Linked DNA regions of Homo sapiens: region 1 is linked to region 2. A link is a contact called in ENCODE Hi-C or POLR2A ChIA-PET data. All regions are on one chromosome and are shown on one strand. The core of a region is the stretch at or near the end of the contact, and the rest is flanking DNA. Distances in the headings are between cores, read along the strand shown. Region 1 holds the start of SSPN (sarcospan). Region 2 has its middle 29 kb from the start of BHLHE41.

Region 1 (3,044 bases), core at 508-3,007, 42 kb after region 2:
TCCCTGAACCATTATTTTTCTCACTGGTCCAGATGGAAGGCATAAGGAGAACACCTAAGTTCATAAAATAAGTAAGGGTGAAGTACATACTTTTTGTCTTCAAAGTTACTTTTGTGGGGACTTGGCAGTTTACAAAAAGAGCTGATGATGATTAGTTTCTAATTCTAAAGCAAACAGCAGGGAATTGGATTTTCTTTAAATTTTCCAATAGCAAACAAGCTAGGAGTAGCCTTTATCCTAACATCTTGGCAACATCACTTATTTTTGAATATAGCTTTCTGAATGTTACAATGACCATACCAAAGGAGATATAAATACCCCCAAAGTGATGGGATCATTTTTTAGTGGTTTCGCTGAAATTTGCTCTAAGTGCTACTGAGTAGAGGTATGCGGGAATAAGAATAATCAGTTTTATTGATTTCTTCTGTGACTCTGGGCCAGGACCAAGTCTATTTTGAACATCTTTATATCCTAGCACATTGTAGGTGCTTTAAAAATAACTCTTAAATATTGACTGAGTAAAAGCGTCTATCTCTAAGATGGTCAATCCAATCCCCCTAAGCACTGTTGTGGAGATGAGTGAAGACTAACTAGGAGTCTTGCTCTGTCGCCCAGGCTGGAGTGCAGTGCCATGATCACGGCTCACTACAACCTCTGCCTCCCAGGTTCAAGCGATTCTCCTGCCTCAGCCTCCCGAGTAGCTGAGACTACAGGTGCGTGCCACCACGCCTGTCTAATTTTTGTAGTTTTAGTGGAGACGGGGTTTCACCATGTTGGCCAGGCTAGTCTTGAACTCCTGACCTTGTGATCCGCCCACCTCGGCCTCCCAAAGTGTTGGGATTACAGGCGTGAGCCAACAGAGCTTTTAAAAACAAATACACGTGAGAGGCCGGGTGCATGGTGGCTCACGCCTGTAATTCCAGCACTTTGGGAAGCTGAAGCAGCAGGATCCCTTGAAGCCAGGAGTTCAAGACCAGTTTGGACAACATAATGAGATCCCATCTCTATGAAAAAAATTTTAAAAAATTAGCCAGATGTGGTGGTGATTGCCTGTAGTCCCAGCCACTTGGAGACTGAGGAGAGAGAAGCTGTTGAGTCCAGGAGTCTGAGGCTGCAGTGAGCTAGGATGGTGACAATGCACTCCAGCCTGGGCAACACAGTGAGCCCCTGTTTGGAAAATAATAATAATAATTAATAACATATGTGAAAGAGAGTTCACAATTAGTCCAATATCTTTAGAAAGATTCAAAAACACCTAAATGCGAAAAATGCCTTTATTCATTTGTCAGCTGGATTACAGAAAGTAGGAAGAAAAGAGCCTGTGCCTCTGTAGGAAAGTAACAACGACTTAACTTCTGGAAATGACTTCGCAGCTTAGAGCCCAGCAGTGCCTATTTTGGATTAAACTGTGTATTAATTAAGCTCAAACGATTTCAACATTCATCACCTTGCATTGCACTTCACAGAAAGCAAAACCAAAACAATCCTGGAGTTTTGAGTGAGGAAAACAGACGCCCCGCACTCGCACACGCGCGCACTCGCAGCCTGTCTGAAGTGCAGAGGTTCAGGCGGCCAAGGGACCCGCGCCGGTTTCCGCGGGCGACCTGCAAATCCTGCCCGGGGCCCGGCAGGCGCTGCGTCCCGGCGCGTTGGCAGTTGGCGACCCCCCTCGAATCCCCCCTCTGCTGCGGGCTCCCCGTGGCCTTTGGAGGCTCGGTGAGTCGGCTCCAAATGTTTTCCATATTTGTTCAGCCTCCATAATTCGAATACCAGGGCAGGCCGAGCCAGCCGTGCGCCGCGCTCCAGGGCCCAGGGCGCCGCACACGCACCCACCCACCCACCCAGCCTCGCAGCGCCATGGGCAAGAACAAGCAGCCACGCGGCCAGCAGAGGCAGGGGGGCCCGCCGGCCGCGGACGCCGCTGGGCCCGACGACATGGAGCCGAAGAAGGGCACGGGGGCCCCCAAGGAGTGCGGGGAGGAGGAGCCCCGGACCTGCTGCGGCTGCCGGTTCCCGCTGCTGCTCGCCCTGCTGCAGCTGGCCCTGGGCATCGCCGTGACCGTGGTGGGCTTCCTCATGGCGAGCATCAGCTCCTCCCTGCTAGTCAGGGACACTCCATTTTGGGCTGGGATCATTGTAAGCATCAAGTCTGTTTTGCCTAAGCGCGTTTGCCAAACAGGAATGCGAAGTCGCATGGTCGAGTTGAGACTAACCCAGCTGCATGTGCCCTTCCCCGGGTTCACTCTTCTAACTCGCGCTCTGCTCGGTGACTGATGCGTGGGGCACTGGGTTTTCCCGGGCGGGGCAGGGCTGGACGCGATAGGGCTCCTGCCCCTCTCCTGCTCGCGGCTCCCAGCGCCTCCACGGGGCCTGACTCTGACGCTCTGGAGCTGGGGAGTTCATTTCAAAAGCTGCTTATTTTGGTCAGACTGAACAGCCTCAATAACAACAGCGGATTCATTCGGGCTTTTTCCTTATCCTGTTACCCAGACCCCACCCCTGTCCTTAAACAAGTGGCAAAAAGTGAATTAAGTTCATCTAGTGAAAGCAGGAGAGGAGAAAGCCTGTACTTGGAGTTGCCACATTGAGTAGCATTCATTTTATGTTTTAAACTGAGGCTCCATTAGTAAGTTTCCTGAAATGATGGGCTAAGGCAGGAAATGCGAATACAGCAAGCACAGCCTTAATCCACTGGAGTCTAAAGTGGGATAAACCCAGGGCGCTGGCCATGGCAGAAGTATATTTGGGACTCCACCGATGGATGTACTGTTCTAAGTTGAACAGTACTCAGCTGTTGTGAGTGTTGAAACATGTAGCATACTTGGCTTGATTAAATGAATTCTTTAATGTAAAACGGGTGCCACTTACTGAATACCTACTGTGTGCTCGCCCTGCTAGAGGCCTGACACATATTATTTCTAATCCCCACATCGTCCTGATGGGATCGTTTTAATCATTCTCACTTCTCAAATGAGGGAACCCAGGCCAGACTCACCCAGGGTCATGAGTGGGTAAAGCATTCAGCCATGCTGATTCCTCTTTAT
Region 2 (3,013 bases), core at 144-2,643:
GCTTGCAGGAAAGATATGCAGCAGCTTACCATTATGTAATATTTCCACCAAACAGATATGTAACCATCAATAACCTCAAGATCATAGATAACAATAAAAATGTAGTATAAGTAAAACAATTAGGAAGTGATAAGTTTTAGGCATGCGTTACTTTTGCCTAATATAATTTATTTAATTATAAATTTATAACATTTAATTTTTAATAATGGCTATGTTTAGCAACTGTCTTGCAAAATTCCTGAAAATTTAAGAACTGGCTCTTAGAAGTCACTATGTCAGGGTAAAACCATAGTAATTATAAATGCCATCTCTCTTTCCCTTATCACTGTATTTTAATCCAACAGCCAATCATGCAGACTCTACCTCCAAAACATATCTTGACCACTTCCCTACTGCAACAATTGTTCTCATCACCCTCACTGCTCACCTGTATCCCTGCAATAGCCTCTAGTTGTTCTCCCTGGTTCATTCCTTATCTGTGTCTCATAGTCCACTCTCCACACAGGAGGCAGTCATATTTTTAAAATGTATGTACCATATCACTTCCCATCTTAAACCCTTCAACGTCTTCCTGTTGTTCCTAGAAGAAGACTCAAGCTCTTACCATGCCCAGTAAGGGCCTATCTTATCTGGCTGCAGCCTCCCTTCCAACTTCATCTTGCCATTGTCTGACTTAGCACTTCATTCCAGCCATGCTGGCCATCTTTATTTTCCTAAAACACACCTGTTGTGTAGCTGCCTCTGGGCCGTAGCACTTGTTCCCTCTGCCAGGAGTGCTCTTCCCCCACAGCATTCCAAGGCTGGCTCCTTCTCATTGTTCAGGTTCTAGCTGAAGTATCATCCCCTAAAAGAAGTCTGTCCTGTTTTATCTAAAGTAAGCCCCATTGCCCATATCACCACTCTCCGTCATATTCCCTTGTTCTCAGAAACTCAGGCAAATTACTTAGCCTCTAAACCTCAGTTTTCTCATTTGTTAAATGGAAGTGCTGTAGTACACATTTCTCATAGGGTTGTGAGGATCAAACGAGTTAATATATGTAAAGCACTTTGAACCCTACTTGGATCTTATTAAGCACTATCTATGTAAGTTTCGCTGCTAATATTATCATCATCATTTTTATTGAAGTATTATTATAATCTTCATTATTATTGGAGTATTCAAAGTACCTATCACTGTCTAAGAGTATTTTATCTATTTGTTTTCTTATTTCCTTTCTCCTCTCCTGGAATTTGAGCTCCATGAGAGCAGTGACCTTGAATGACTCATGCCCTGCTGTGTTCCATCACCTAGAATAGTGCCTGCCACACACTAAGTACTTAAATATTTTTTGAATGAATGTGTGCATAAATGAATAATGAATAAACAGAAGAACTGGCGGTGACACCATTCTGAGCCTTGGTTTATTTTTAGAAAATGTGATTACAGAGGCTTGCAGTCAGTGTGGTTGGAAGGGCACAACCGTTTTTGTAGGTGGTGGAACTTCTGGACTCTTGTTGCATGTCTGCAAGGTCTTCCACGAATTCTGGGTTCTGGTCCTTCTTGAGTGCTGAGTAGCTGATATCCCAGTGGTCCCAATCATCAGGAATATTGTGGGTGTGCTTAGCTCTCATAGTAAAGTCTAAGTTGGGAGAACTAGTACCTTATGGTCCCTCCTGATGGATGAGCCCAGAAACAGAACTATGAGCTACGATTCCTGAAGCAGCCAAAGGCAAGGAAGTCCAGTGCCTCTGAACATTTGTTCTGCTCAATGAAAGAACTCAGTCATGGGGTACCCCTTGTGGAAAAACTTGGAGTAGCCTCAGAAAGACTTTCATCCTTTGCTTTTGTAGTGGTTACATTTAGAGCAGATATGTGCAAAAAAACCTATGGCAAAAACCTTATCTTGGGCATATTTCTCTTGAACCCGAGCAGTTGCTCAAAAAGGTACTATGAAAAGGCCCATTTCTATATTTTTCACTTTTCATTTAGGTCCCTGATATGTCAAAAGATGACAGGGTTCATGAAGATTTTCTGTAACTCACCCTCGGTTGATCTGGAATACCAAGCTGCTTTACTCTACAGTGAGCTTTTTGAGGACAGACCATGTGTGTTATTCACCATTGCACAGAGTACCTAGCTCAGAGCCTTGCACTGAGCAACAACCTATAGATGCAAGATAGATTTCCATGTTCAGATCAACACTGCATTAGAGTATGACACCTGAAATCTTAGCAGCAGGGCCTTGGTGAAACTCTGTAGAGTTTCAGGGGGATCCTCCCTGCCTCCTTCACCAATTCCTCTTAAGGGGCACTAAGCAGAAAGGAGACAGGCTTTGGAATCAGACAAATGTGGCTTCAGGTTCTGGCACTAGTTAAATGACTTAGGGAATGACTAATTAAGGGACTTTGGGGAAGTTACTTAACCTTTCTAATTTATAAAATGGGAATAAAATGGTACCTATAAAGATTAACTGAGATAAGTAGGTAAACATTTCAGCTGAGAACCCAGTATCTACTGTACATTCGATTATTGTTAATATGAATCTTCTGGAGTGTTTTCTGTTTGTGTATGATCAGAATGCAGATTAAGGGGCAGAGAGGTCTAGGGCAGAGTAGAATTGGGCCCAGTAACATGGTGCCACATCAGATCCTGGACCAGAATTATATGAGAAAGTAGTGGGGTTTGGGCCCAGGGTTTGAGGGATGGTGATGGTAGTGTATGGTGAGGAAGCTGGGCATGACAGTGTAATGACAGAGAAAACAATCTGTGGAGCTCAGGATAGATTAATTTTTATAATGGGAAACTGTATTAGGAGTGATATCTAGATCTCTATCAGACTACTAGAGGACATCTATTCTTTATTGAATATCGACTTTTTAGGGGAAAAAAAGCAAAACCATGTTCTATGAATATCAAATGAGAAGAACTTGTCAGTTGGCTGCTTTTAAAGTTACAACTAGTGTATTCGTGGTATACAGAAAGGCCATTGGGTAACACCTCTTTCTTCTTAAATTGGGTAAATGAAATAATAGT

Evidence for each region. Hi-C counts contacts between places; a loop is a spot of excess contacts on that map. ChIA-PET counts read pairs that join two places held with the same protein, here RNA polymerase II (POLR2A). Pooled maps may share reads with other maps.
Region 1: a loop to region 2 is called in a map of ascending aorta, with 4 times the contacts of the local background. The contact joins the promoter of SSPN here to the enhancer-like site in region 2. A Hi-C loop is called at or near these places in 10 of 168 maps with a recorded cell type or tissue (B cell, Calu3, IMR-90 and 7 more), 5 of 37 single-sample maps with no recorded cell type and 18 of 50 pooled maps. POLR2A ChIA-PET finds 5 or more read pairs at or near these places in 4 of 52 experiments (B cell, BJ, Panc1 and 1 more).

The regions. Positions count from the first base shown.
Region 1 is chr12:26,193,816-26,196,859 of GRCh38, forward strand. It overlaps SSPN (sarcospan), which reads left to right and starts at 1,758. Exons shown (of 3, transcript NM_005086.5): 1 at 1,758-2,136. The coding sequence starts at 1,858.
Region 2 is chr12:26,152,223-26,155,235 of GRCh38, forward strand. It overlaps a transcript of SSPN not described here. Among named protein-coding and RNA genes, the nearest start is that of BHLHE41, 29 kb to the left of the region's middle. Within about 2 kb of position 1,394, at least 9 of the 41 ENCODE cell types and tissues checked have a DNase peak (open chromatin) inside an H3K27ac peak, as active enhancers do; they include Panc1 and ascending aorta, where a contact is called at or near this core.